Linked DNA regions of Mus musculus: region 1 is linked to region 2. Evidence: chromatin loops called from intact Hi-C (ENCODE). Cell type or tissue: left cerebral cortex. All regions are shown on one strand. Links, peaks and the distances in the headings refer to the core of each region. The heading gives the core; the rest is flanking DNA. Region 1 overlaps Efnb2 (ephrin B2). Region 2 has its middle 27 kb from the start of Gm31401.

Region 1 (16,069 bases), core at 4,732-12,731, 540 kb after region 2:
CCTGGCTCTGAAACACAGTTCTTAGAACCGAATGCACAGTAATGAATGAGTGGATGGATGGATGGACAGATGGATGGATGGCGAGAAAAAGCATTACACAGATTTACCTATCAAAACTTCACCCAAGGTCCTTAAAGATGGTTTAGTTAGTGGAGATGCTGAGTCCCTTCATGTAATTTACTTATTTTAACACTGTAAGAATCCTGGCAGGTTCACCCCTGCTGAGTAGTTATATTTAATTAATACTGTTACTACAGGGTCCCAAAATTCAATTATTTAAAAGAAAAATAAATGAAAAAAAGCTTCTCAACAAATTATTTACCGTGGTAATTTAAGGGAAACAGAAATGAATACAAACCTACTTAGCTTATCCTAATTCCTACAAAATAAAGAGAGAGAACTATACTTACATATAATGTAGTAATCTTTGTTCTTCTGAAATTCTAGACCCCAGAGGTTAGGGCTGAATTCTTGAAACTTGATGGTGAATTTCACATCTTGGTCTGGTCTGGCACAGTTGAGCAGCGGGGTATTCTCCTTCTTAATTGTGCATCTGTCTGCTTGGTCTTTATCAACCATATAAACTTTATAATATTCATACTGGCCAACAGTTTTAGAGTCCACTTTGGGGCAAATAATATCCAATTTGTCTCCTATCTGTGGGTATAGTACCAGGCCTTGTCCGGGTAGAAATCTAAAAAGCATAAAAGAAAAGCCACTGAGTTGATAAAAGTGAACATCTTAAAGACAGTCATCAAAGAGCCCGGGGTTACCAATCACCTCAAGCAAGGCAGCTCAGCACTGTGCTGAGTCACCAAAGGTGTCTTCCTGGGGCAAAGAGCCTTCCTGGGTCTCTTAGGCTTAACCCCCGAAACAAAGGGAGGAACTCTTCTTCCCCTGTCCTCACCCGCCCTTGTAATAGTCCAATGTTCTTCTGTGCAACTTTACAGCAGCTCTTCCCCTGGTGGGGAGTCAGACCTTCCCACCTGTTTGTTATTTTTTAACCACTGGCAGCTCGGTTTATTGGGCATGCCAGAGAGATCCCATCAATTCCAGGAACAGAGCATGCACGGAGCCTTTGTTGTCCTGGTAGTTTCCATGCGCTGTTGATGTTAATTAACAGACAAGTTTCATCAAGAATGTTTCAAATTACTTATCATAATTAGTCAGTCACTGATCAAACAATGGGTTTTTTATTACACAGAACAAAAGAAATGTCTTACAAACCCATAAAAGATAACCAGAAATAATTAGTGTCGTATTGATTCAGCTGCAAGATGAAGAGCCCTCTCCTTGTGAGGACAACAAGTACCCTCCTTGCTCTACAAATCTTCCCTTTTTCCCCTCCCTTGAGATGTATTTGCTCCAATTAATTCTTCGAAGCAAATCCTTAGAACTAAGACTACGGATACAAAATCTCTTGGATGTTCCCAGCTAAAAGCTCTCCTCCTTTCCTCTCTTGCTGGCCATGCTGCTGAAAGATCTTCCCTAATGGGGAGTTTCTCTGAGGCGCTGAAACAAGAGCTTCTTAATGAACATCCTTCTGCAAGTGCTAACACTAACAGCACACTCAGAGAGAGCCGCCAACCTGCAGGCTCATTAAAATATTAAAGCTCCGGAACAAAGCAGAGCCTCCCAGAGCTCACAGCCTGGGCTCGGGCAGTATTTAGCCAGAGAGGCCCACCAGCCATGATGACCCTTGGGGCCAGGATGAAGCAACAGATGAGAAAAGGATGATGGGGCTCCCAAAGTTCAAATCCACACCAACTTAAGTAGCAGATAGCCCAGCTCACAATGTAGACTCATATTCAAGACTGATATTTTAAACTTTGTTTTTAATTTTGTACATGTATACAATGTATCTTGGTCTTACCCATGTTCTACTCCCTCCCTCTAGGTCCCACTTACTCCTCCCTGTCCCCACCCACCCCCATATATGTTCCCTTTCCCTCCCAACTTCATATCTTAAAAGCAAAGCAAATAAACAAACAAAATCCATCAGCGGCACACCCAGGACTACACAGAGAAACTCCGTTTCCAAAAGCCACCACTGTGACTTCTGACGATGGTGATGATGATGATGACGATAATAAGAAATTGCTGAAACTTTCTAAAGGTGAACACACACACACACAAATGCATGCACCCAAAACTGCTTGTTACTTCCTTGGATGTTATTGTATGATGACAAAAAAAAGAGGGTGGTCTACTGATCAGTGTCTTGTTGTTATTTGTTTAGCTAAATTAGTCCCTTTAGCAAGAGCACATGATATTTACTGTTCACTCACTTAAAAACAACACTGGAACAGGTGAGATGGCTCGGTGGGTAAAGGTGCTTGATTGAAACGAAGCCCGGGGACCTGAGTTTAATCTCAGGAGCCCACATGGTGGAAGGAGAGAGGCAGCCCTTCCAAGTCATCCTCTGACTCTAGAGTGCACCGCCATGTGTACTAGCCCTGCCCTGGAAATATGAAGAAAAACTTTTTTGAGTGAGGAGCGGGATCCATCTATAATGAACTCTTTCTGTTAAGCAGAACTCAAAATGAATTTATAAAATTGTGACAAACTTAAAACATCCTGTGTATATTGCTGAAGAATTCCCTACAATTCTCAGGAGACTTTGTGAAAATACAACCCCAGGGTCTCAAGAACTTCCCCAGGGAACTTCTAAAGGCCACTCTCCCTTGGTTCTTCTTGCTAGATAAAATTCAACTGAGTTCCACCAGGCCTGACATCATTCATTCCTTCTTCTCCCCACACTGATTCTGAAGTGTCCTGTGGCTTTAGCAGGACAACACAAGGTGCAGGGAGGAGGGGCGCGCGGAGATAGGTGTTAGGTGTTACACTAATTCCAGGAATATTAAATTGCTCACCTTCTTGATTCTTATGCCTATTCCTCAACCTTTAAGGGAAAACCTTAAGACTTATACAAACTAACAGACAAACACAAGGGCCAATTTCTACCTAAGGCTTACCATCCCGTGTCACATGTTCCCTCTCCCCTCTCCTTTTGTAGTAGTTGGTGTAGCTGACACGGTGGGAAACCATATGAGTGCTAGCGAGGCTTGGTACATATCTCCTATATAAAAACCGAAGTCTGAGCTACACTTTCCAGACTTCCAGAATCAGGGTTCTTTCTAACCAAGGTATAACCAAGAGCCTACCCATTCAGTTCTTTGTGAGCTCATCTGACCAGTGTATCTGGGCGAATCTTGGGGATACTCTCCTACCCCTGCCATAGCATTCTTTAGGTCTGAAATCTGGCTCATTAAGCTCTCTCTCCATTCAAATTTCTCCTAGGTCTCTATGAAAACTGTTCTCTCTCTCTCTCTCTCTCTCACACACACACACACACTCATTCACTCACTCACTGCTTAACCAAGACATCCCAGGGATCTGGCTCTTGATACTCAGATAAGTCTCTAATCACCAGATCACCAGGCCCCAGACCTAACCCTGACAAGCTGAGGACAAGAGCACAGGGCACACCACACCAGTCTGTGCGGCTTCACAAATGGCTGTGCTTTTCATGATGTTTTCTGCAGGAACAAATCACATAAATAATTTAATGAGTTTTTGATTCATCTTGCAAATCAGCCTCGATGTTTAGTTTTGATTCAGGGTGCACAGTTTGATGACGGAGCCTCGTGGTAACCTGATGAATGGACAGGCGGAAGGGTGGGACCTTACGGTTTTAGTACACATGTATGGTGGGGTTCTGGCCAAATCTACTCTTCCTAAAGCTTCAAGGAAGATACAATACAGCAACACTGAAACAGAATTACAGAATTTGATCTTGTGCTTCTAACAAGTTGCTGTTCCAAGTGTTCATTAAGGGGGGCAGGAGGCTCTGCATGGCAATCCACAAGAAAGCCACTGATCTCCCAACACAGGCCTCTGGAGAGCCCTCACCTTCTCAGAGCTGGAGAGACAGAATTTTTGTTTGTTTTGTTTTGTTTTGTTTTGTTTTGTTTTGTTTGAGTTTCTCTGTGTAGTCCTGACTGTCCTGGAACTCACTCTGTAAACCAGGCTGACCTTGAACTCAGAAATCCACCAGCCTCTACCTCCCAAGTGCTGGGATTAAAGGCATTCACCACCAATGCCCAGGGCGATAGAATTTAAATGACCAAACTGGGGCTTTTGGTGTGAGACAGCGTGTTGTAGAGTGTGGTCCTCCAAACATGACCAGCATTTTCATCACAATAGCTGTGACTACTTGCAAGAGTCTGTGGATCAGACCTGTTGCCTGCTGATATTCCCCTTATGGAAAGAAGGTATAGGGAAGGTCAATGCACGTTTGGACTCCGAATGCTCCTTCACCTGCCAGCTAGCTGCGTGTAACTCTGTCCCATGGTCTTGTATTCACTAGAGGTACTAGTTAGTGTTTATAAACGATGAATGGCTACTGAAGGCAAAAGCCATTAATGCAGCCACAAAGAAGTAGCCATCCATGCTAGGGTGAAGGTCTGGTTCAAAAGTCTGGTTGCTTTGGGGTCATCCATGTCATGTAGGCAATCCCTTACCCTGGTCTATAAATGAGCCCATAAAACCTCATTGTTCCCCCAAGTTAGACTTTGATAAAGTCGTCCTTTGGTTCGTTGGTGTCCTATGAGGAGGGGGAAGGTGCTTGCTTATATCTTCCCAAGGGAAGAGTCCACCCAGGCTGGCCTGGAACTTACTATGTACATGAGACTTACCTGATGGCCCTGCCTCAACTGCCCAAGTGCTGGGATTATAAAACGTGAATCAATATGCCCACCAAGCTGCATATTTTTCCAGATGTTCTGAGGGACTGTAACAGATGATGATTGAGTTTTTAGGGGCTAACAACTCAGCTCCATGAAGTTGGGCTGTTCCCATATGTGTGTGATTCCACAGTGAGGGCCCAAGGCCCAGTGGTTATTGTACCATAATGCTCAATAAAATGATGTCCTAGTGGAAAAACACGCGTGAACAAATAGAAGTTAACAGCGACATATGCTGAAGTCAAAGTGCCCCAGAGTGAAGGTAGGTCACAGGTAAGACTGGCGCTCTGAAGCCAGGCCATTTCACCAGGGCAAATACAAAGAGAAGCCAAGCCAAGGTGCCATTCCACTGACTGTCCCCAGGCAGTTTCTTGCCCTAGCTCTCTGGGTCCTCATAGCTTTCAACAACTCTGCTTTGTATAAAGTACAAGGCAGCTACCATTTACATCCAGGGCTGCAAATCACAAAACCATAGCCAGTCTAAAGCAGAGCTGAGCCTTGCTCCCTGCACCTCTAACCCCAGAGTCTAAGCCACAAGTGTATACCTTGTATAAGACGTAAATCCCTCAAGGGAGAGTGAAGAAATCCAATAGGAAAAGCCCCTTCCCTGCCTGTCTTCGTCCCCATTGTGTTCACAGTAGTATCTAAATCTGGTTTTGGGAAATACATGTTTTTCTAAATCAAGCTTTTCATTGATAAGCTATGAAGTTAAGGGGAATGGAGGGAAAGTCAATACACACTCAGGCCTGCAAGAATCCCACAGAGAACTGCAGGCATCCAGCTGCCTGCCCTGTGAACAATGGCTGGGATATGCAGCGCTCTCTGAGGTGTCCACCTGGCATGTATCCCTTGCCAAGAAGAAGAAATGAGTCAACGACCTAAAATCTGTGTTTTAGATGTAAACTTAAAACGGACTCCAAACAACACAGGCAGATACTATTAGTTTCACACTTAAACATGCAGCCATAAAACCCGTTAAAACCAAGTTAGTCAACAGAACTCTACCTTCTCCACAGCCGGAGTCATACTCTGACTTGTTTTGGCAAACCGGGGTAAGGATCATCTTGCAACCAAAACCAGTCGTCACCTACATCACTTGTACAGCATCAGCACCTAGCTGCCAGCCGGCAGAGACCACACACCACTCCAAGGCATTCTGCACCAATCCCATCCACTTTCCCTGGGGAGTCCCTGAGGGCTCACAGGGAGCACTGAATAGAAACAGGTCACTCCTACAGTTTCCCCAGTGAATCATTTCCAGTCGGACAATAGATCCCATGACTTTGTCTCCAATACGGAAAGAAGGGAACTGGGGAAAAAAAAAAAACGCAACTCTGAAGTTGGCTTTCCAAAGCCAGAGGCTTGGTATAAAATGATATGATGCCAGAATCTATTTTTACCCATGGGTTGCCTATTGATTTAACTCAAGTTCGAAAAAGTGCTTTGCCAAACTAGACTCTAACAAAGTGTCCTACGCAGAATACTTTGAGTAACTCTAATGGTCTACATTAAACATTAATATTTAGTGATCTAAATTAGATCTCTAATAATTTAAATTAGACATCTCAACTTCATACTTTTTATTGTTAAAAAAAAAAAAAAAAGCTCTTGATTAGCATCCCACGACTTGACATTCCTTAATGTTTGTGGCAGAGACCGTGCAGCAGAATTAATGAGTAGAGGGGAAAGCACAAGCTTTCGTGTGAACCAGACTGGTTTCAAATGTTGGAGTAATGCGTGAAAACATACTCGGGGTTGGAGATGGAAGGCTGAAGCATGTGACTTCTATCGGCATAACAAATCATGTCACCAGGAGCCTTGCCTCAGATGGAGACATCTATTGCCAGCTTTGCCTCTGACCTTGACCCTGTGCCATAGGAGATGAGATACTTCAGGGCAACTGAGCTGAGGACCTGAAGTTTTTCTCTTTCACCAGGAAAACCTCAATTTTCCTTACTCCTCTTTTAGTGTCTACATTAGGGACCTAAGTGCGGACACCCCATGACTCCATGTGTTTCCTCACATTGGCAAATCACAAAGGCTAATGTAGAAGCTACAACAAGCTACTCAATGCTGATGGTGTCTGTGGCCACACACGATACATAGAAATGGGCAGTCTCCACATTTGGTGAATCAGGTCAGGTGAAACTCCTCCAGGATGGAGTAGTGTGTCTTAGAAATGCCAAGCAAGAGCTCCTGATGACAAAATGTCAGTCAGTACCTAACACGATTCGCCAGACAAATTGATTTAAGTGTTTCCTATTTCTGCACCATTAGGCCAGATATAAGCATCTGAAGTCTGGCCTCAGAGTTCAAGGAGCAGATGATGCACCCAGGTTATAGCCACAGAAAACTGTAAGTTTTCCTATGTGCAGGACATTGCAAAGCCAGATTCATAAGCCAATCAATATACAGTGCCGTCTACTAAAACATTCTAGCCTTCTTTTCCTTTGAAATGACATCTACTGTGACCACACACTTTGCAACATCATTTTGGTCAATCATGGACCACATATGGAAAGGTTCATGCCACAATTATCTGAGTCTGAACATCGAGCCGTAGTATCAGATCCACCTAAAGAGATATTCTTTGAAGACACCCCACTGTAAGGCAACCCAGGACTGTGTATGACCATGGCACACAGACGACTTACTCCACCTGCAGATAGACCCACCTGTAAACCATGTGGCCTGCACTGGACTGACCACAGAGACCAACATTCACAGAACATTGCATCACTGACAGTTAGTTACCTGTAAACTTTTGGAACTATGGTGATTTTTAAGTTTCTGTGGGTTTCAAAAGTCTTCCCAGCAAACAGTGATTTTGTGAACAAACTGGACATTACTTTTAAATGTACAGCTTCAAAAACTAAACTTGCTGAGCCTAGACACACAGGTCTGTAATCCCAGCTACTCAGGGGGACTAGGGCAAACGGGTCACAGTCCTAAGGTCTGCCTACACTACAGGGTGAGTACAGGGCGACTCAGTGAGACCAAGTCTCGAAAGAAGGAACAGAGAAAGAGCCGAGAAGATAGCTTAGTGTTGTAGCGCTTGCCCAGTGGGACCCCAAAACTTCAAACAATAAGCAAATGTAAAAACCTGAAGTATATTTTTGAAACTAGCTTTCTTGGCTCTGATTTTGGAAAGCATTTTAAATGTTTAAGGCTTATAGATACTTTAACTTTCTGATGCAACGCCTTAGAAAGCACCATGTGACACTGTGGCCTATGTGTTAAACAGGCCTCTAGCCCACAAATTTAGAACAGACATTTATCCAAACCAGAAAAATAAGAGATAAACACAACTAGATTTTCATCACTGATAAAATCAGGAACAGGCTGACATTTTTAAGGACCCAGTTTTACACACTGGGTCATCCCAGAAGGAAGAGCACCCCAGTTACATTAATACACTAAGCCAGCATTGTATATCAAGGGTACTTGGAATCTGTCCCATTCTGGGAAGCATACTTTTCTTTATAAAATGCTTGTGTTGCTTTTTAACTCAGTGGTAAAGGCTAGAGGAAAGAGGAGACGGCAGTGTGTAAGCTGGCTCACCCTCCACCAAGTATAGACCCTAGGATCTTTCAGGACCAGGCCAGTCTCCTGCCTCAACTCTGCAGCACCTGTGATTTCCATATGCAGTTAGGCCAGCATGCCCCAGCAGGTGAAGTCTCCTCTCTGGAATGTTCCGTGCAGTGTGTGAACTTGATACAAGCGGGCGGAATATTCGGTTGTGTGTTAGTTCCATTTACTGCCAGAGTGCTGCTGCGGATTAATCAGTTGTTCTAGAAACGTCCTCAACAGAAGGGCTTGTTATAAGATGAAAAAAGTAAAACAGTAGCGCCCAAGAAAGACACTGCAATAGCTTCCAGAAGAAAGTCCTGGGAATCATTTTTCCCCCTTTTTAGTGAATAGCACTTTACTGCCCCCTTTGGCACTTTAACATGAGAACAAGTTTCTGCACAGACTTATTCTGAAACCAGAGAAATAGTGGGGTGTACAGCTAGCTCTAAGGTATCAGGTTCACCCAGAACTAGGTTACCAGATACCAGGCTCAGAGTAACAAGTAATTACCCTGAAGCTTCCAGCAAGCACACCCCTACGTTCTTAGTGGCTCCAAACCTTCAAGAAGTAGGAAGTAATTGGAGGCTTTAACTGACATTTTCTGCTTTAATTCGAAGGTGCATGTGTGTTGGAATAGTGGCCTGTTTTCACAGGTGCCCCCTTTCTTTCGGTTTTCTAAAACAAATGCCCTGTGCAACTTGAGCTCGATTTATTCAAGGATAAGAACAGGGGCCTGAAAGCAGGTTGTACAATTGGGGGACCATTAGAGTGTTCCAAATGGGAGACAGCGAGGGGTGGGGTGTGCATTTCAACCTTCACACCAACCACAAGCCAAACCTTTTCAAGAGCCGAAAGATGAGAAGAGAAGAAATCCAAGCACCGCGAGAGAGCAAGCGCACAGCCCCAGAACCAGTTCAGCAGCTCCAGCAGGTGGGAGCTGACAGAGCACTGGAGGAAGGGACCAAGCTAGTTATCAAGCACTAGGAGAGGACTTTCCTGCTGGCCCGATGACCTCACACTGCATCCCACAATCATACCACGGGGGATACTTCCCTCCTAACTTACACCAATGAGTCACAATGACATTAAATGCCACAGCTTACACCTCTGTAACAACTGCATGAAAACTGACTCCTTTTTATATTAATCTCCTATTTGTGATATGATGCTAAACAAAATACTGGTAGCTAAAGTAAATTTTATCTTGAAACGCTCAAAGATGATATTCTCACCGTTTAAACAGTTTCTTTTCCTCTCCCAGGAAAACAGTACAGGTATTTGCTTCAATTCTATCTGTGCAATGTTTTTTACTGTCTAAACACTTTCATTCCGCAGAAGGGCACACCTGTAACAGACTGAGGTTGAAAATGTATTTTCTGGTCATCATTTCCGAGTCAGACTTCAGCTGTGTGATGTAGATACCACAGCTGTTTTGTCTTTTTGTTTTTGTTTGTTTGTTTGTTTGTTTTCCCTTTTACAAGTTAACCAAAACTACTATTTAAATCTGCTATGGAATTAACAACAAACCCAAACCCAGGTCTTCATTTATGTAATTGACCTAAGAGTATTCTCTGCCTATTCTACACCACTTCCCTTCAATTAGGAAAAGAAAAAATTTCACAAAACTTCTGTGGCCAGCTACAGCAAGACTTGAGGACCAAAGCATGAGCTGGAGGATCGGGGCTGTGCACTGAAGAAGCAAGAGGGGTAATGGTACGTGCCAGACTAGCCAGCTGGCAAACCAACCGGGTCGGCTCCATGATTGAAACTGGGATTTCATAACCTCAGTGACAGGAGGCATTGCAGCCTTCTTTCCCAACCGTAATTTGTTAGCACCTGCACGGTCATGTTTCCAGCCGTGCTTTTAGCAAGAGTCTATAAAGGAAGGTGGACCCCATGTTATTTATAGGCCAGGCCCTAGAGGGAAAGATGGCTCTCACAGAGGAAAGGTCCAAAGGGCACCTTCAGCTGGTTCTCTGTTGTTTCAGAGCCATTTGCTCGTTTACCTCAGTGGTGAAGTCACAGGGATGAAAGCTACGTGTAAATTTAACAAGGAGTGAGTGGTTTGCCACTCCAAGACCAGGTATCCAGGAGTAGTGCTGGCTGTGCACACTGTCCCTTCACCTCTCTACCCCTCATCCCCACCAGCATACATTTCTTTCTTCATTTAGAAGCGTTCTGCCTTTGTAGAAATCAATTCACTCTGATCTAAGGAAGGCCGTCCCTTCTGTGAGGTGTCCAGCAAGCAGAAACCCTTCCCTACCGTGTCCTACCCCTCATCTCTTCCCCTACAGAGAGGCACTCAGACAGTGCCTTCTGCAACACAAGGAGTAGGTGCACGAAAGACGGAAGGGACCATGGCACTCAGCCTTGTGGGTCTGAGAGGGAATCTCCTTGACAGGCAAGCCTAATAATCATAGCAACAACACAGTTTACAAGGTTGTGTGCGATGACTTTACAAGCCCCTAAATGGCAGCTTCCCAGCACATCCTCCTTCCCAGGCTCCAGCACAGGGGTCAGGCACAGGTTCCCTTGGGAGTGGCTGGAGTTGTCTTCCTCCTGTCACATCCAGTGGAGAAGGGGAAGAAGAGAGAGGAAGAGAAACCCAGTACGCAACAGAAATGAGGAGTAGAATTGGTTACTGATACAGATTACCCTTCACCGTGTCACATGGTGGAAACATGAACAAATGGGGCTTTTGGGTAACTCTCTTCCCTGGCCCAGACACAGGACACCCCAGAGTCACTCCAGCAGGCTCCCATTGAGCAAGAGAACTGGGCAGGGAGAAGCTGAGAGAGAAATGAGCCAGGAGGAGCTGAGATGATGCCATGCGGTGGAGCTTCAGAGCCTTAGAAGTGAAGATGCGGGGTTGCTTTGTCAGGCGGGCAGTTTGTTCTGGTCTTAGGCAGATCCAGTGGAGAAAATGCAAATCCAGAGGCGCCACCGCGGAGTCCAGAGAACCCCAGGCCCACCAATATTCACCGCCTGGCTTCCTTAAACAAACTGCTCCAAACTTGCAGAACATCAAAAGCCAGATGGGCTGAACTGAATGAATCCACAGGCAGAAAGCCAGCCTCCCCGTTTGCTGTAGAAATAGGCCTGGACTTGATTTGAGTCTTCTCAGCTCTGACAAGCTGGAAGCTGGCACCGTTCCCAAAATCCAAAATAAAATGGCATTTAATTGTGACTAGACTCTAAAAAAGATGTCATACTATCTCCTTAGTTTGACACACATTCAGCAGCAAACTGGAGATGACTCTGGAAGCCAGACTTTCTCCCAAGGGGGAACTGACCAATCAGTTAAGTTCTTAAAAGGAAAATGTTGATAGTCAAAGGACTCCTACACAATAAATGCATTAATATGATGTGCCATAAAAACTGCCTAGTCATTCTTAGTTGGGCTGACAATGACTGTGCTTCCGGCAGGCTGACCTTGTTAGAAGTGTGCTTCACAGGGTCTCTTTGGAACTGTACAGCCAGGATAAAGGAGAATTACTTGGTGTTCAGACGGACACGGGAAGACCACATTCAACACTTGTCTTTTCTCTACCGTGTGTGCATTACTTTGAGCAAATACACCCTTAACTTTCCCGTAGCCAGCTTCGTATGTCATCGTAAGAGAACTGAACAGCCAGACACCTGAGCACTTCAGCCAGATCTGCATCTTAGCTTCCTAACGACCCAGGGAAACTCGGTTAACCAGTTCGGTCCCAGTTTCCCCAACTAGTCGTAAGAGGAGAATATGAGATTATTTCCTTTTGGTGACTGCAAGGAAGTTTAATGAGTGCTGTTATATAAAATGCAGATCAATAGGAAACAAGGGTTCTAAATGCAGGGAGGGAGAAGCCACTCTGCCCATCCCTGAATTCAGCTTGGATTCATGTATTCCCTCAAGGACAGACATCTTTTATCAGAATATACAAAATGGTTTTGTACAAAGAAGCTGAACAGTTGAACAAGACTATCCAGAGTTTGTACATGCACCTGAGTTCTAAGACAGCACTGGCGGGGGGGGGGGGGGGGAGCAGAGAAAGAGGGTCCAGCCTGGTGATAGACGAGAGACAAAACTAGACATCATTAGAGAGCTTAAAATACTAATGTTAGGCTTCATTAACAGTGATTTTATTTTTTTTTCCTTGCATGTCAATGGTACTCAGTAGACATCAGTAAATTTGACTAACAGTAACTGATGTTGACTGGTTTCATGTGCCAAGCTCAGAGCCAGGCCCTTTACACATTTAATCCTGACCACTGTTTTATTACTCTCTCTCACCACTACTATGTGATTGTCTCTAATTTAAAGGTGGACGAATGAGCAACACAGAGCATATTGTTCTAAACTGCACAGCCAATAAATGGCTAAGCAAGGATTGGCTCACACAGGTGACCTCCAAAGCCCTAGCTCTTGGTCAGCCACCGTCCTGGTGAAATCAATTGCCTGACTTGCCCATGATGACACTCACTTTTAAAACAATGGGTATTGATAATCCCCACATCACAAACGCTGTTGAAATCAATGAGCTGCTGTCTCACAGGATCTGTTTTTCCCACTCATGGGATTTGACTCTGTGCTATGGATATTCAGAGACACAAAACACATTACAGACACTACTCTAGGCTGAAACTGGCTTGCGCACTACTGTTTTTCAGCAATCTGCCGTGACTGCTTAGAGATACTGCTCTCATTAAAAACTCAAGTTTCTTCTTACATGGACTGCTTCCCTAGCCAGGACTGGCCACCTTTCCCCGGACCCCCAGGCCCTCTCTCTACATACAACACCATGGTATCCTAGCATGGAATGTTTCTGTTTCTATTTGGCTTTCAAATCTCAAAGATTGAGCCAGGTGATAGTGGTAGATGACTTTAATCCCAGTACCAGGGAGACAGAGGAAGGCAGATCTCTGAGTTCAAGGACATCCTAGTCTACAGAGTGAGTTCCAGGAGAGCCAGGGCTACTCAGAGAAATCTCAAAAAACCAATCCCCCCCACCAAAAAAAAAAATCAAGTAAAGAGAATTTTCTGCTTTGACTTTATTCTCAGTATAGGGCCTTATTGAATTAATTAACCAAGTTACCACTGCCCTTGTAACCTCTAAAAGGAAGGTAAAGGCCAGATCACCTCCTGGGTCCTAAACAGCCTTTGAAAGTAGGAAGACTGCTAGATTCTCTTCCAAAAAAGGTTGACCCAAGGCCATTCTCCCATATGGTCTCCCACCACCACCAGTAGTTGGTAGCATCTGGGAGCTTGCATTAAAAGTGTGTATCTCTCAGCTCCACCCTAGCCCTCAGGAATCAGAAACTCTGGGGTGGGTCCAGAAACCAGCTTTCACAATCCCTGAAGGCAACCGACTTTGGTACCTTGAGCTCAGGAGATCTGGAGGGTGGATACTGGATCTCTGACAGCAGGTTATAAAGACACAGGCATGTAAACCTGGGCTGTGCCTGCCCATCCCACAAAGAGTTACTGGATGCCCACAAGGGTCAGAAGTGAATGAACTGTTGCAATGAGGCAGAGTCCGCCCTCGCCTTCCAGATTTGTCAGGTGGTAAGCACCTGCGCATGCCTGGAAACTGCCCTGTACATAGAGACTTGGGTTAACTGCCAAGCCTACAGGATTGCAAAGGAAGGCTGGAAAGAGATGGTTTGGTGTACATACTACAGAAGAGGATGCTTCTAGAAGAACCCTCATGAGCTGTTTTCTCACAGAAAGGAGATTCAAGGCCTACAGGAGTTTGTTTGAAACCTAAAAGTATCCAAATGATAGTTACACGGAAAATGACATTTTGTAAATTCTCAGTTGATACATTTTGAGTTGGAGATTTGCCTGATTTATCCTGCTCATTCAATAATTAATGAATGTGCTAGGGACTCAGTAAGGTAATACACACGGTGGGTTGGGGGAGGCAAGCACTGAAGCGTTTTATCAGGTGCTGTGACCAACCATGCTGTGCCTTGGGCCCATCTGCTATCCCATGAGTGCATAGAAGAAAGAGGTCCATCTCAAAGGCAACTTTGCCTCTGAAGGAGAGAAACTCCATGAAATGCACAGACGCAAGGGGACAGGCCAGCCAGCAAGCTACCCCACAAGACACATACCTCATCACTCCCTGAACACACAAGCACAGAACTTAGAATGAGCCCTCACACATATTCCAGGGAGATTCAAGATAAGTGTTCATGAAAAGTACAGATGAATGTCTTGGTGCCGAGATGGACTTCACCATTAGAGAAGTGATATAAATTCTGTAATTAAAATGTGACACAACCGAATTTCAACAGAGAAAATGAGCTGGAGTTTTTAACCATTCTGTGTAGAATCTATTTACAATGCCTATGAGAAGGGTGTCTTCTGAGTGTGTAGCTCACCAGGGGCTCAGCCACAGCACTTGGAAAGTGCGCCACCTGGGCATTTATTTCCAGCTCTCCCCATGCCAGCTGAGGAGGATGGACGGCATGAACTCTATCTCCTTCACTCGGCCCGTTTGCTCTTCCTGTTCTGTTTAGAGAACTACTCTGGGCAGAAAGATCCTGTTTTCTCTAAGAGAGCTTTTTTCCCCACTGTGGTTTTAAAATTTGAAATCAGCCAAGTATGTATCACAGACCCAGTATGCTCTGCACCAGAATTATATGTTTGACTTTGTTCATGGAAAATATTTGAATGAGCCCCTGCTGATTCCACACTGCAACCCTTGGAAGGCTGCTGCCCTGGGAACCCAGCACTGCTTCCTCACGACTTGTCTGGGCCCTGCATTCTGACAGAGGACACTTCTAAACAGATCATGCAGGTACGTTCCATAGAATGGAGAGCCCAGAAAAGTAGTAAAGAGCTCGCCCCTGGACGGTTAGTAAACAGATGCAGGGCTTTCTTGCATAGCTCTTTAATCACTTTAACCCTGCTCCTAACGGAAAGCTGGAGGCCAAGGCGATTCAGCTTCTCCTTTTGTCGGGTTGCCTGCCATAAATATGCACCAGTCTGTGTGTGAAAAGCTGAAGGAGGCGGCAAGCTTGCTGGACATTTATCATTCTCTGTTCCCTGCTAACAAGCAAATACTTTAGTTGAATGGGCCATTAGCAATCATTGTCACACGGAGAATGAAAGGTGCTAGGATGTGACCAGCTTATAAATTAGGGGTGTCCCTCCTCTTTGACGAATCTCAGCAAATCCAATGGATCTTTTAGGTATACGATCAGAATTCAGATGGAAAGGAAGGCACAGAGTGGCAGGTGTTTGGGTATGCAAAGTGGTATATAACAGTAAAGCCTCTCATACTTCTCAGAGCAGCGAGAGACACAGACCACAAGGGTACGGGTACCTATCTACAGCCCCAAACTATGATCCAGGGTGAGAACCAGGGAGAAAGTGGATGAAACCGGTCTAGAGAGGCTATTTAATGATGATCTTTATCATCTGCATGGAAGCAGACTGAGAAGAGGCTTTCACCTGTCATGTTCCTGTTAAACAGCTTCCAGATTCCATGTGTAAACTAACTCCAAGACCCACTCCATGAAGAAAGCCCTTGTCCTGAAGAAATACTGAGACTTTCTGAAAATGCCAAAAGATGACGATAAAACAAATATTTCCTTTCTGGTGGCTTGAACCAATTCTGAGTGTCACTCTGCACCTAACCCAGCAAGGATTCAATGGCTCACTTTGTCTATTGACTAAAATGGGTAGCATGGAAGACCAGCACTAAAGTCCAGTTCCCTTACAAGCTGTTGGGGACAGAGGGCAGTGACAGAAAGTCAACAGCATC
Region 2 (16,069 bases), core at 5,295-13,294:
GTGTCTGCACCGGGAATCCCGGGTCCTTTGTTTCCCTCTGGACAACTGCAGGCGTGGCTGCCAACTCTAAGATATGTGTGTTTCAGAATTTCCCCAAAAATGTTCCATTGTCTAAAAGTTCCAAGAAAAATTAACCTTCTACTGAAAGCCACAGTGAGAGTTGGAGCTTTTCTTTAGCCCTAAACAAAGAATACGTTTCTTGGTGTGTGCCTGTGTGGCCTGTACAGAACATGAAATACATAGAGGCTATCTTCTAGTATCAGCCTTCTCATGATAAGGGATAAAATGTGCACCCTATGTTCATTCCTGACTTTGATTTGACCACCTGTACTGTGACACTGTGTCCAACCACTGGCAAAGAGAGTCAATTTGAGCATAAGAAAACATCCAAGTGTGGCTGGGTTCTGCAGAGGAAGGGAGCCTTTCCAAGGATCACGTAATACGATACGTGTGCCCACTCTTGGGGATGGAAGCCAGTTATATATTCAAGCTTTTACTATTTTTTTTAAGCAGAAACAGAGATGCGATGAGTCCAACTCATAAAAATTCAAGAGAATATATATATATATATATATATATATATATATATATATATATATTTTAACAGATGTGGTGGCCTGCTATTTCAAACAGCTGAATGAGAGCAACTTGGCGCATAAGCCAAGCTCCCTGACTGCCTCTCTGAAGCCAATCATATAAATGATTTTAATTGCCACTGCATAAGTGGGAACTATTGAACAATTATTTGGATGTTATCATGCTTTTGCTGGTACTTCTGGCTCCCCACACAAAGGCTATTATAGGCACCATTTCACACTTTACACTTTCATTGGCCTGACAGGCAGCCTCTGTGGGTATCAGCCGCATGGGTCCAACTTTAAGGCACCTGTCATTGTCCCTACCAGCACATATGCATGCCTCATTCGACCTCACCCTTCTCGTTGTGATGGATAGAAAGGAGGGAATGTGATAAACTCACAGAGCTGTGCATGATTTATGGTCCCTCCCAGCAGTGTTTGCATTTTATAGGGGTCAAGTGTGCAAAGCCTTCATCTCTTGGGTTGGAATTTCAGGCATGATTGGCAGAGCAGAGTTGGGGAATGAAGTCCTAGCCCCTCCCAGTCCCACCCTACAGACAGCACTAGGCTGGGCCTGCAGGTGAGGACAGCTCTGCAGATTGCCCTGAGATGAGTTGCAAATGAAGAGGCCATTTTAAATGCTTCTTTTATAAAGAAAGACACACACACACAGGCACACACGCATGTGTGTATGTATGTTTAATATTTTCTACCTTTCTCACACCTCCTTGCTCCCTATTTCCATTGCTGAGTCATGTTCGCATGTACACATCCCCTACACAGTCTGTTCAAACTAAAATTCTCTCCCATGCTTACCTCCTTACCCTACACTGCTGAGTCTGGAGAAATGTCTGTTAGCACCTGACTCCTCCCATTCGGGGATTCTGCCCTTCCCAACTCTCTGCTCCAAATGGTTTGCACAGATAACTTCATTGCTCACTCAGACACTAGACTGAGTCTTATGTTCAACTGCCACATTCTCCCAGGACTTGTTTCTTGGCCAATCTCTCTGAAACAGCACAGGGCTTTTCCCAGCCTTTCTCATGCTGCTCCACGTTTCCCTGCTAGGATGGTTTATTAATATGTCTTTCTCCCAGTAGAACAGGAACAGAAGAACTATCGTTGCTCATTTTCTCGCTCTTTAATGCTCATGCCTAACACATAGTGGATGTTTCATAAGAGCTGATTAGTGAACTAATGAACATATTTGTATGCACAACTCATGCTGAAGCCAATTTTTAACCCTTACCATGGTCTGGTGAGGAGGCATCTGACACGTTAGGGCAGTTTTTTCAAAGTAATGAAGCAATCATGCTGGGGTCCTGATACAGTAGGTTTTCTAGGCTCTGACATTTGCACTCCTACCTACTAAACGTGCAAATACAGAGATGAGATGAAATGAATGACAGGATGTAACACACACATACACACATACAGTGCCTTCTGGTATAATGCCTTCTTTAATACAGAGAAGAGATGAAACACAGGACATGACATACATACATTAAATACAATACATACATATGTAGGTACGTACATACATACATACATACATACATACGTAGGTACGTACAGTGTCTTTGGGTACAATCACTTGTTTGGAGGCATTTAGTTTCTAAGAATCCAAATTAAAATAGAAAACTATTCAAAACTGCAAATTTTCTCCATCTAAAGAATATAGGGTCTAAGTGTGGTTACAGGTTTCTGGGGAAAAGAGAGATGGTTTGCAGGCAGGGGCCTGTGAGAATGTACTTTAGCAGAGGTGGGGAAGTGTGGAGCAAAGGAATAAAACAGAGAAAATGAAAGGAAGAAAAGAAACAGCTTCCCCTACCAGATGCATAGAACTGTCAAATACGGCAAAGCCTGTAAAATGGTCCTCTGCTGTAGGCCATAGAAGAGGACTGTAATAAACTGACCCATAAAAAGTCATGTAAACATTATAACCTGTTTTTACTAGGTCTTTAAGCACGGGGAGCAATTGATCTAAACCAGCTTGGCTCTCCTAGGTTCCTGAGTCTCCGTGAGAATCCAGTCTCCAACATGGGTGTTCAAATGCCTCTGGCACTAAAAGCCAAAAATAGGAGTGAGCTAGAAAATTGCAGCTATTTAGTTATTTGCCCTAGGCAGAGGGTTGATATTTCCTAAGAGCAAAACATCTAAAAAGAGAAGTCTAAAGCAAATGTCCCTATTCAGTAGCATGGGATACTCTTACTCTCTGTATCTCTGCCTGAAAACACACACACACACACACACACACACACACACACACACACAAACCTTTGTGATTGCAAGATGCCTCTGTGAGCTGTTCCCAACTATCTGAGAACATCAGTATTGGGTGAGAGTTGGCACATCCATGCCTCAGGAAAGATCAGTGCAGACTGTCTCTCTCTACAGCCCTAACACTTTAAGTATGAAATATAAATGTGGAAATTTCAAGTAAGATTTTTACAGGTGTCAACATGAACAGTCATTCCATTACCTCCTTGAGGAATGCTTGTTAAGCCACTCTTGAAAATATCCCTTTCTCTTTCTAAATTCCTAGAATCTAAATGCAGGGAAGGCTAAGGGCAATTAGGCACGGAGCCTACAGCTACGTTTGCAAGCTGTAAATTTTCAGTCTTGTTTTTGATTGAGTTAATGTCAGTTCAGAAAAAGATGGTCAGGCAGCCAGGAACACAGTTTTGCTGGTCCTTTGAGAGACAGTTGACAAGCGTGAAAACTCTAAGAGGACATATCCAAGCAGAACAAAACATCTCCATCTCACATTGAACTTGACTGCCACTGCTAGGCCACTCATGGTCTGGTTGGCAGTCACTCTGTACCATAATATGGTGGATGGACTGATTAAGGCTGGCTAACATTTCAGTTCCATGAAGCAAACACACCTCTGTAGCTTCCTATGAAAAGCCAAGACTTGCTACCTCACTTCTAAGCTGAAGAATGGTGACGATTATGCTCAAGAAACGTATCCAAGTTGGGGACATCCAAGGGAGGACAGGAGTCAGCCTCTATTTGGAAAACATCTACTGGCTGCCCTAGACAAGAGGTTTCTGTGTTCTTAACATCAGATATGTGAAACACCAATGTTGAGAGTGCTTCTTAAGTAGTCACAGAAAATTTGCCATTAGGTAGAAAAAGTAAAAGGAAATTGGAAGTGAGATTTACTTTTCTTATTTAAAATTATAATTTGCAAGAATTTCCCCAAATTTGAAGACACTGAAGTTTGCTTAATGCATATGTTTCACATAAATATGTTATTAATTGAGATGGCAACTCTCCGAAAGGAAGATTTACATTTGAGATTTTTTTTTTAAATCATAGAAACCTGAATGCATTTTAAGCACCCCCCAAGAATTTAGCAACATACTGGATTTAAAGAAAGGAAGTGAATAGCTCCCATCTTCTGGGAGGAACTCAAATGCTACATGCAACTCTTCAAATCCTAAACAGAAATTCAGAAAGAACATCAGATATTTCATGTTTGGTGTCTGCAGATCATGCAAATAAGCATCTGATCACCAACATAATCCCTGGAAGTTGGCTCATCCTGGCACTTTCTCCTTTTGAGGATATGCAAAGCTGAGGGAGAGTTAACTTTTTACCAAGCCTGTGTAGTAAAGTCTTCCATTTCCTTGCAATATGAAAATTTGCAAAACATTCTTTGTCCCATCTTTCTGGTTCCCGTTCCTAGTCCTGCAGCTCTCCTTTCATCTGTCTGTCCTTCTTGAAAGATATAAATCAAGAAAGGACAGCAGCCATTCCTGTCACAGTAACCAAATGCCTCACCGAAACAACCTAAGGAAGATAATTTTATTTTGGCTGAGAGTTTCAAAGGGTGTCTGGCTTTGTTTGTATTGCTGGGATTAAAAAAAAACAAAAAAAAACAAACAAAAAAAAAATTCCAAACAAAGCAACTAAGGGAGGAAAGATTTTTTTGTTTGACCTATGCTTCCTGGTCATAATCCATCACTGAGGCAAGTTGGTGCAGAAATCCAAGGCAAGTGAGCTGCTTGTTGGATGGTTTCCAAGCTGATATTTAGCTAGCTTTCATACAAGGTCCAGGACTGCCTGACTAGGGATAAGCTGCCCATGATGCCTGGCCTCTGTCACATCAATTAACAATCAAGACTATCCTTCGTAGACATGACATGAGTCAATCTGGCCTGGGCAATCCCTCAGCTGTGGTCACCTTTTCAGATTACTCTAGGTTGTGTTAAGTTGATAATTAAAATTAACTATGGCAGAGGGATTGGAACACCATGAAGAAGACAGCGTGGCAATATCAGTAGGGAAGTGGTCCTCACATTTTAGCAGATGAGAAAACAGCAAGAGTTACCTCCAACCAGATATGTTTATAACTTAAAAAGTCCACCCTTAAGGACTCACCTGTGGCCAGGCCCCATAGCCTCCCAATGCAGAATTAGTAGCCTTGGACCAAGTATTCAGACACAAGACCTAGAAGTACTTCCCATTCAAACCACAACAGAAGGGTCACCTCTCCATCACTGGGCATTCTCCAAGCTTTCCGTTCTTTCCCATGCTATGCACTGTACCAATAAGAATCCTTGAAGAGTGTGGTATTCTTTCTAGGAAGACTTGTAGTCTTAAGAAAAAAGAAGTGTATCATTATCCCTATCAAGCAGAAAGACATACCTAAGAGGACAGAGAACAAGCAACATAAGCATTTGTGACTCCAGATATAACACCCTAAGGTACCTACCTGTTCATTTATCTTTTCAAGGGCATGAATACAGAACATCCTAAAGTATAGTCATAGTTCTGTTTATTTTTGTGTTTTTGTGAAATCAGGAGACTTTCTCAATTATCAGAGCTCATGAGATGGCAGTGAAGGCTAAGGAAGGCAATGTGGGCATAGCACAGCAGCAACCTGAGAACATTCCTTATGGACATGAAGCTTGGGTGCAATGGTGGACAGACAGCCAGACATTGACAAATGATTGTTATTTTCTTACTTAGGAAGGAAGCTATGGTTCATTTTTCTTGGTTATAACACTTGGTTTTCATCGTGACTGTATCTGGAATCTACTAAGCAAACATGTGAGAAAATTGCTGATTGATTGGGTTATTTGAAGTAAGAAGAACTACCCTAAATGTAGGTAGCATCTTCCAGTGGAGGGAGGTGCAGAAAGAAGGGTGGGCTTTGCCTTTTTGCCTTAATGCTTGCTGGCAAGTTCATCTACTCTAATGCTGGCACTTCTGAATTACCTCACTGATACTGTAACCCATCTTCTTCAGCCCTCCAATGTGAACTGAAGAGCACTGGTCCTCCAGGAATGCTCCAGACCTTCAATCATAAACTGGATCTGCTATGACACTCAGCCTCATGGATTTAGCAATTTCTAGGCTTTCTCTAGTATGAGACATCTATAGTTGGACTAACTAGATCCTAGCAGAGAGTGAAATCTAATAAATCTCTCTTTAATATAAATTCATTGTGTCAATTCCATTTCTTTCGTCTGACTAATATAACAATATACCTGAAACCTGGCAAGTCTCTTCTTCAAAATGCTAGTTTGCTTGGCTTATTTTTCTGTAGGCTATGAATTCTGAGATGATAGTGCCCACTACTGTACTTGGCCAAAACCTTCTTACTATGTCATTTTATAGCAGAGGCATCTCAGGGCAAGACAGAAGATAATACAAGTTTAGTTCTTTCCATTCTTATAAAACCACTGATGCCACCATGAGAATTTCACCTTTGATACCATGTCTCAGTTTAGTAACTGCTACTGCCCCATACCAATTAACACTGAGGGGTTCAATTACAATCACAAATCCCTCTGGTGAACTGAGGGATAAGGTTGCCAAAACAGCATTTAAGGGGCAAATAGGAATCCTAGCATATGCACCCTAAAGAAATCTATTCATAGTCTCTTTGCCAGTGTTACAGAGGAGAGATTGAAGAACAAGAAAATGATGGTACAATCAGAAAAGCTCACCTACTGTTCAAAATGCAAGGGAATTCTGGCTCAATGATACCCCATTGATCAAAGACTGCTATGTTACAATTAAAAAAATATTGAACAGTGGGCTGAAAAGATGACTCAGTTGCAAGCATGAGTACCTGAGTTCAATGCCCAGACTCATCTACCTGCCAACACATACAAAAGACAAGAGTGGACATATATTTTGCACCCACAGCTCTAAAGAAGTAGAAACAGAAGGATTCTGGAAAAGTCTGGTAACTCAGCCTAGTCTACTTGGTGAGTTCCAGGCCAATAAAAGACTCATTCCCACAAAATAACAATATACAGTATCCGAGGAAAGGCAGATGTGGTCCTCCTCTAGGATCTACATTTGTGTATACACACCTATACATACAGATGTGCATGTGTATGCACATATATGTGCACAAAGAGTAATTTTCAACAAAGCATGCCAGCTAGATATTTCTGATACCTGAACTAAGTGACAATTTTTATTCTTCCACATTTCATCATGTTTTAAAGGGGTTATATTTATTTCATTATCATGTATATATAGTTGTATGTGAGAGTGTGAACATGTTGATGCCACACAATTTATACAGAGATCAGAGAACAACTAATGGGGGTCAGTTTTCTCCATATACATGTATTTCATTATACTCGGGTCATGAGGTTTGTGTAGACAGTCCTTTCATCTGCCCTAATACCCTTAATTTTTGCTTCCAGTTATTTCTGTAGTCTGTGTGGTTTTTTTTTTAAAGTTATCCTTCTTATGAATGATGGCTAGAAAATAAATCTTGTTGAGGCAACCCTGATACATACATCATGAATTACAGCACTGAGGAAACAAATACTCACAGGCTAGAGTTGTCAACCTTCCGGGGCTGAAAACTTGTGGTCAGTTACCTCAGCAAGGACAGATTTTGATTGCTTCCTGTAGACTGTGGACTGGAAGCACTGTACATGGAGATTTCTAGAGCATTTAGCAGAACTTTAAAATTAGGGAAAATCGTCATACCATTGATTGACGGGCAAGGGCCAAAGGATATGATGCCTTGTCATCACTGCTCAGCAAAGTGAAATGATGGTGATATTGACATTTGTGGTGTTGGTTAAGTAGCAGACACTGGTATGGGAACATCACACATAAGAACAGCTACCACTTACCTCGAAGGGGAGCTAAGACTTTAGGAAGAACGCTCATTCATATACAGCACACCAAATGCCATGCATCCTCTGATGTCAGAGATGCTGGACTACCATCATTTCAGACCTTTGGTGAAAAATTCTCAGAATTTGCTTCTAATTAAAGATTCATCAAATTTAGATGTAGTGCCAAGTGCAATAATGATAACTTCAAACACTGTCTAACGAGTCAAATAATGAACACTCTTGACAGCCAAGACTCTTAATTGCTTTACTGTGCTAAGACACCACGACCAAGGCAACTTATGGAGGAGTATATTTAGGGCTTATGGTTTTAGAGTATTTGAGTACCACGGCCATCAAGGTAAGGAGCATGACAGCAAGCAGGCAGGCATGAGAGTAGAACCGTAACTCAGAGCTCAGCCCTTGAATCAAAACCATGAGAAAAGAGACAGAGTTTCAGAATAATGAGTCACTTGAAACCTCACAATCCTTCCCGACAACATACCTCCTCCAACGAGGCCACACCTCCTGACCCTTCCAAACTATTTCCACCAACCGAGGACCAAGTATTTAAATACAGATGGCAGCCATTCTCATTCAAACCACCACAGTAAGTGTTCCATGTGAACAATGACCCACAGTCAGAGATGATTCTAGCAGGACACTCATGAGGGAAAAAATATGTCCCATGATGGAGGTCCTGACAGCCCCAGCACCTGCTCTTGCTGGAATGAGCATACAGTGACTCTAGCACGTTGTCCAACATCAGCTCCACATGCATCTATACTGGCAGAGGGACACATTGGTCAGTAAGTCTTCCTAGCTCAAACGTGTTTATTCTATCTAGAGTGCCTGGGGTGTTGTGATTAGACAGTAACACTGGAGACATTCCAGTTCCACCCATGGGGAGTAATCACTGATCATAGTGAAAGGGGTGCTCCCCTCCCCCCTACGGTTGTATCTCTAGAGCTGAGCACTAGAAATGAATTAGAGGAACAGCAGGAAACTGGAAGCATCCTTTTTGATTTCAAAGCAGGCTGGAATGTACACCCCCAGCCTTACTCACCTGCAGGAACAGCCTATAATCATAGTCTTTAGCACAGCCTGTCTGCACCAACATGAACCTGCAGCCCATGCCCAGAGGCTCCCACCCTCAACAGTCCCAGCCTCAGGTCCTGGCTCGCTCATTTCCCTTACATTATCTCTCCCTTAGTTTCAGCAGCTTAGCAAGCTGAGTTCATGAGGCATGGAAGTAGCTTTATCAGAGTAACTCCCAGTGTTGTGAGAAAGACAAGAGACACAAAGAATGCCTCCCTGACTTACAGGTTTCCTCCCTGGGTCTGCTTGACTTTAATTACTGGATGACATCCAGGGCAGAGGCTGTCTGGGCATGTTAAGGGATTCCTTGTATATCAGAGGTACCACCACCCAAACACTCAACCAGAAGACAGCAGAAGCCCTCACAGTAAGAAACTGGAAACAAAAGGATGTGCTCAGAAACCTTCATTGCAGTCTGGGAGAAAACCATTGCTTATTAGAACAAAAGTCCACAGACTAAGCATTTACTAAGGTTTTGTTCTCCCACGTTTCATCCCTGTCAGCAGAAACATTCTCACTTGCTGCTCTGCAGCTGTTTCGTGTCTCTCTCTCTCTCTCTCTCTCTCTCTCTCTCTCTCTGTGTGTGTGTGTGTGTGTGTGTGTGTGTGTGTGTGTGTGTGTGTGTGTGTGTGCACGTGCACTGGGGCTGTCGTTTCTGTTGCAGGAGGAAATTCTAAACAAACTCATTTGAAAATCAGATTGAAAACATAAAATCTTGGGGGCTAAAGAACTGGCTTACCAGGCAAGAGTGCTTTAACTGCTCTTCCAAAAGACCCAGGTTCAAGTCCCAGCACCCCTGTTGGGGCCCACTACCCTGTGTAACCCTAGTTCCAGATGACCTTACAACCTCTTCTGGTCTTCTGGCCTCTGTGGGCACCAAGCTTGCATGCACGTGCTGTAAAGACATACATGCAGGCAAAACATCCATACACATAAAAAAAAATTTTTTTAAAGTATAAACTACAGCATACAAGATACTAAGAGCCTTTGTTTTAATTATACACACACACACACACAGAGAGAGAGAGAGAGAGAGAGAGAGAGAGAGAGAGAGAGAGAGAGAGAGAGAGAGAGAGAGAGATGCAAAGAATGCTTGGGGAATTTCAAAAAAAAAATCATAGTTTTAAGAATCTGTTCTGAAGAAGGTGCTATAAAATTGGGAGAATTACTTTTAAAGATTCCATTCAGTTGTCTAGAGTGTATGTCCTGTTTGGTCCCTTCTCTACCTCCCAAGGTCCCTTTACCAGGGGCTTTTTCACTTGGAGCTATCAGTCTGTGACTAGGGGGTTAAATTAAATTGATTTATCTGAGGAAAAAATAATTAATGCACAATCTCAGTGTTGAGCTCCCATCAGAAATATCTGTATAATTATAAGACAGCATGTGTAGATGTTGACAGTGAACGTACCATATCTTCTTGGAGGTATGTGGTAAGGCTGTGTTCCTACACAAGCCACATTAAAAGACATCAATGATGCCTTTCTCAACAGTATGGAGACTTATTCCCGCAAGTTGTCTTATATCCCAGGCCAACAAAAATGTCACTGGAATTTTCACAAAGCCTAAGCTCTAACTCTGGCGCTCAGCATCTGAAGGTGTTATTCACTCTTCTCCCCTCACAGTAGCTGATTAAAGTCATATAAAAAGTCTTTATGAAAACAGCGTGCGAGCCTTCGAGTCAAATAGGAGCATTTATACCTGTTCCACATCTTTTTAATATTTCATTCCCACACTATTGCTTTTCAAGCTGTATAATTCAGCAGTAAAATAGAATTGGCCTACAGAAACTCTCCATATAGATACGTCCCTGACACGCAGTACCAAAAGGAGTCTATAAAATAGATGGTATTTTAGGCTCTTATTAACTTGAATTAAGTTTTCTTTGGCTGTCATATGAAAGATATTTTAAGTATTAACTTCATTTATCTTGCATTTTTCTCGTTAAATGCTATTTCATAAGAAAAATGCCATGCTGGGGGAAGGGGGGTTTGCTAAACTGCTGTTCTATTTGGGCAAGCATTGCAAGTATTTACAGTCTAACAGAGGATAACATAGACAGTCTTGAAAACCCCACACAGCACCAGACTCCATTTCTGCTAGCACCTTGGGTGGGCTTGCATGAAATACAAATTGTGCTATTAAACCCGGAAAAGCTGGGAGAAAATCCGGAAAAAATTCTGATTATTTGAGACCAGCTCTAAGCCACTTTTTAAGATTCAGAGTCAAATATCTCTTTTCTAATGGACTGAAGTCCTGTCATTGCATTAAAATCTACAACCTGTAGGAGACTAAGATTTATTTGCATGCAAAGCAGGTTATGTGTATATGAAATTTTGATGGCGTGAGGACCTGGAGGAGAAAATCCAAGCACGAATACGTCTGTTTTCTTCAGCTATTTCAATTTTATCTGAGGCTGGGGTGTGAAGGGACAAAAAAGACAAGAAAAATATATTTTGTTTTCTGTATTTGTTTTAGGATTTCATAGTGACATATATTAAAGTAGCCTAACCACGTAATTATTTTTAAAAGTCTGTTTGCTTATAATTCTTTTTCAACTACCCCAGGTTTTGGAGAGCTGTGGTTTTACCAAGTCTTTCTTTGGTAGATTGTTCTGTATCACAAAAACAAAAACAAAAACAAAAACAAAACAACAACAACAACAACAAAAGAAGATATAATACCAAAAAACCCCAGCCACAGGCTTTGAGAGAACCTGAGAGGAAGTTTCAGTGCCTCTGGGGCCTTTCTGGCTGCTCCTGATCACTCCCTGATCACCCCATTTTGTACAACTGAAGTCCTTCATACTAAGCACAGCTTTTGTGTAAACTGAAGCTGTGGTATTTATCACTATGGTTCAGAAAACTCTTCCCAGCAACAGTGTCTGTACTCGCAAAAGAATGGAACTAAAGCCCACAGAGTGGTGACAGCCCCAGCTCCAGTGGGGGGAGTTGTACAGAGGACCTACAGGGCCAACTCTCATCTTGATGACATGAACACTGTCCCCTCCAGGTATGCACATACTTTCTATGCAACTACAGTCAGGAAGCCCCTCCCTGAGTCAGTCACAGATATAAACAGAGACCCATAAATGGTTAGGCTTCAAGGATTTGGCATCTGTGTCAATTTTGTATTGCTCTGACAAACTGAGGTAAAAATCAATTAAGGAAGGAAAATAAAAGTATGGCCTGGTCCAGCTTCAGCCCATTGTTTCATGGCCCAGTAACTTTTGAATCCAGGTTGAAGCGAGGATGACAATGGGAAGGTATCATGTAGGGAAGCAGGCCACTCTGTGGCAGCCAGAAAAGAGAGAGTGCAGGAGCAAGAGGGAGAAAACGAGGGAGAAGAAGAAGAAATGGAGGTCAAAAGAAGAGAAAAAGGAAGGATGAATAACTAAGCTCTATCCCCAGGAGTTACCACAATAATCTATCATGCTGTAAATCCACCAACTGATCACTATGCCATGTGGTCAGAACCCTCATGATCTTGCCACCGCCTTGGGATCTACCCTACAATGAATGAGATTTATGGGCACATTTCAGGTCTAAGCCATAAGAGGATCCTCTCTCTCTCTCTCTCTCTCTCTCTCTCTCTCTCTCTCTCTCTCTCTCTCTCTCTCTCTCTCTCTCACATGTAATACATATGTGTGTATGTATATATGTATATACATATATACATATAGATGAATGATAGCTAGAGATAGAGATATCCTTTTTATCTCTTAAACGTCTGCTGGAAAAGTCCTTTGTGACAGTCAAGACTAGCACAGTCAAACCATTTGAAAACCTCAAATCTTTCAAAAGCATCATGAACAATGGAAGGAAGCAGTGTGAGACTGTATACAAGCTCTTCTAGGAAATGGTATGTTTCTTCTCTGTGTAAACTGTGGATCATAGATGCCATTTACACAACTGTCCCTCACTAACTGTCTGTATGTCAATCAGAAAGACCACATACATAGGTGTGCTACACATATTCCCCACAGTAGCAGGTGAGCCATTTTTGGACTAGACATTTGGTTGACACTGACATAAGCTCTGCTGCAGAAAGCCAGGAGAAGATGGAAAAGATGAGGTAAGGTCCACACCCAGGTGCCATGGTCCTTTGTTTATCTTGTAAAAAACCAAAAGCCCTTTGCCCTGACATTACCAATCTGAGTAAATACTGCTGGGTTTTGCTGGCCAATTACAGTGAGAAAAATCAACCTAAAGGTTCACAGGGGTAGAAATCATCAAAAGTATGACTCTGGAATATTAACCCTTAGCCAACCGAGGATTGGGAAAGACAACCTAGGGACTAAATGGAAACACATGCATGACTTCCCAAAGGAACATAGACATTGACCAACATGAATAGTATGCCTAGTAAGAGGTCATCATTGGTGATGGGAGAGAGACAGACAAACAGACAGACAGACAGACAGACAGTGGAAATTGTGAAGATTGTGATCAGTTAGCACAAGTCACAGTAGGTAGACATGTATAATGTTTATTGGTAGAATCAAACTTACTAGAGCAGATAAGTGTTGGAACAAGCCATACTCTATAAATCAATGCAACTTGGTTTATATAGTTAAGAGCCTGATGTTTATTCAAAGTCAAGAATCATTAACTCTGCCTAAACACACTTTGTACATAGGATACATTTGTAGTTCACTACAAGTTAATACTAAATGCTTGCAAATATAAGGACAGATTAGATTAGCTCGGAGTTCTCAGATGAAATAAATAAATAAATAAATGGTTCCAATATGGGCATTGAAGACAAAGAGTAAAAGAGGAACTCCCAGTGCCAAAGATGAGGGATTGAATAAAACGGCCAACCAATACTTATCAGGAATAGCCTGGCATTAACACTTGGCTCTGCCCACATGAGCCTGACATGTTTTATTCATATCAAGCATTGAGATGTTGTTCTCTTTCAACAACTAGACTACTCTTGCCAGTTCATTTCTGATTTGCAGTTAACTACAATTCTCCAATTTGTAAATCTGGGTTTGCTCGTAGTTCTACAAGCTAATCAAGCAAATGGCTTTTAGAATTTTTTTTTTTTAGCTATCACCTAAGAATTCAAGCATTTTAAATATTTTTGGTAGGAGTGTAAAGCAGTTGGGTTTTCAGTAATTGCTAAATTTGTTCTGTAACAACGGACATCTTACCCATGACATATTAATCTTATCAAAGAAAAAAATTGTGAATACATTTGTTAGCACCATGCAAATAATAGGGTGGATAAATTATACTTATAATTTGTCACACAGGCTCAAGTAGGTTTAGGTGTGGGTGTGAAAAGATGAGTAGGTATGGGTGTGTGGAATGGTGTGCGTGCTTACATAGTTACACACATGTGCATGTGAGTGTACATCATTGGATGTTTTTCCTCAGGGTAATTCACCTTGTCTTTTAAGACAGGGTCTCTAATTGGCCTGGACCATACCAAGCTGGCTATGCCTGTGGGCCAGTAGTCTCCAGAGAGCAGTGCATACCCAGCATTTTGATCCTAAACAGCACCATTATCCCTGGATTTGTGTGTGTATGTGTTTTGGGTATCAAACTTAGTTCCTCGTGCTCACACATACATGAGGGACTTGTTGAATGAGCATGTCTCTAGCCCCCACATTAGAAAATAGGTGAGTTTCTTGCTATTTTTCTCTTGTGGAGGAGTTTTCTCAATCTAAATTCCTTGGCTTTGACATAAGAGGAATCCAGAGCCAAAATAAATACATTTCTGATAACAGAGTAGAACAGTCTTTTCTCTCAAATGGAAATTTCAGAATATTTGAGCCAAAGGTCCCAACCCTTTCTGCAGGCAGTGGAACAGGGCATCATTAAACCTCTAAACAAGCCTCAACAGAAGCAATGTGGGTTTTTTTCTTTCTTGCCTTGCCTGGTCCTTCATTTCAGTCCATTGGGTTTCAGTTTCAGTAGCTGAGCTATGCTAAATCCGAAGTGTGTCTTGTCCCTTGACACTGTTACCTCTCAGTTACACATCTTTATTGAAACGTCTGAGGATCTGGCCCACCCACTGCCAGTGTGGCTAACATCAGTTTGGACAAGTAGGACTCACCATTTAACAGTTCCTTGCTTGTCACTCAGAAACTGACCTCTAAGGAGAGGCAGTGAGCTTGCTCACAGTGTAATTAAGTGTTAGGGCTGAGAGGTCAGGTGGCTGTATCTTCTCCAGCCAAAATAATTTGGAACCTTCACGTAGAGATTTATGGTTGCGCTGCCTGGCCAAGCACCAGGACTCTGGCTATCTTAACTCATCCAGAACCTGCTCTGAAGAGCTAATGTCTGCCTTTGATAAAAAGTCGCTTTGTTTGTAGAGTATCACACACTCTCAGGCTGTCCCTCACCAATTACTTTGGTTGGATTTACTCATATGGCTTGGTTGGGATGTGCGACTTTTACTGCAGCCTAAGGCAGAGTTATCACTGAGAACACAGCCTTACAATGCCCCATTTACACCATCAATGTGTCCTTTACAGATGCCTTACAGCCATTGACACCTTCTTGTTAAACCATGCCACAAGCAGGCTTTGCCTGGGTACCACAAGGCAAGCCTTTTCCTCAGCCTGCAGATTTTCTCTGAAAGGGTGTAGATCTCTTTTGTTCTGACAAGCAGCAAATTGAAAAATCTCTCATTTTGTGTCTCTGTTTTACAATCAAAATGGCATTGCAGGGGCTGGAGAGTTGGCTCACAGGTTAAGAGACAAACTGCTCTTGTAGAGGATCCTAGTTCTTGCCTAAGCACCCATCATGAGTGGTTTACAGCTGCCTATAACTCCAGCTTTAGGGGCTCGGACACCCTCTTCTTGTCTTCATGGGCATGTACACATGCCCATGCCACCCCAGAGAGGTACACACATGCATACCGTTACTTATTTTTCATTTATTGAAAATGGATTTTTTAATATTTTTTAATATTTTTTATATTTTTTATAACATATCCTGGTTATGGATTCCCCTCTTTCTACTAATCCTCTGCTCCTTCCAATTCCTCCCTCCCAGATTCACTCCTTTTAGTCCCTCAGGATACAAGCAGGCTTCTAAAGGATAATAATAAAATAAATAAAATAAAAACTAATGTATCACAATTAGACAAAACAAACAGACAGAAGAGAAGGCACAAGAAACAGATACCTACTTGTTCACACACCTTGTTCACACACTAGGAAATCCAAAGCAAAACAAAACAAACAAACAAACAAACAAACAAACAAGCACTAAGCTGGAAGCCAATATATGCATAACAGACCTGTGCAGGTCCTATGCATGCTGCCTCAGTCTCTTTGTT

Evidence for each region. A loop is a pair of places that touch in the nucleus more often than their neighbours do. Peaks named below come from ENCODE experiments on the same cell type or tissue, not always from the same donor. Only the 100,000 strongest peaks of a DNase experiment are listed, where the experiment ranks them.
Region 1: a loop joins it to region 2, with 4 times the contacts of the local background. A loop is called at or near these places in 2 of 42 quality-filtered maps.

Annotation. Positions count from the first base shown.
Region 1 is chr8:8,638,796-8,654,864 of GRCm38, forward strand. It overlaps Efnb2 (ephrin B2), which reads right to left. Exons shown (of 5, transcript NM_010111.6): 2 at 411-694. Among named protein-coding and RNA genes, the nearest start is that of Efnb2, 14 kb to the right of the region's middle. In left cerebral cortex, for the core only: a CTCF peak has its summit at 8,675; DNase peaks (open chromatin) are centred at 8,577 and 11,433; H3K27ac peaks cover 1,378 bases.
Region 2 is chr8:8,101,161-8,117,229 of GRCm38, forward strand. No RefSeq gene overlaps it. Among named protein-coding and RNA genes, the nearest start is that of Gm31401, 27 kb to the left of the region's middle. In left cerebral cortex, for the core only: no CTCF peak of the experiment used is centred there; a DNase peak (open chromatin) is centred at 8,892.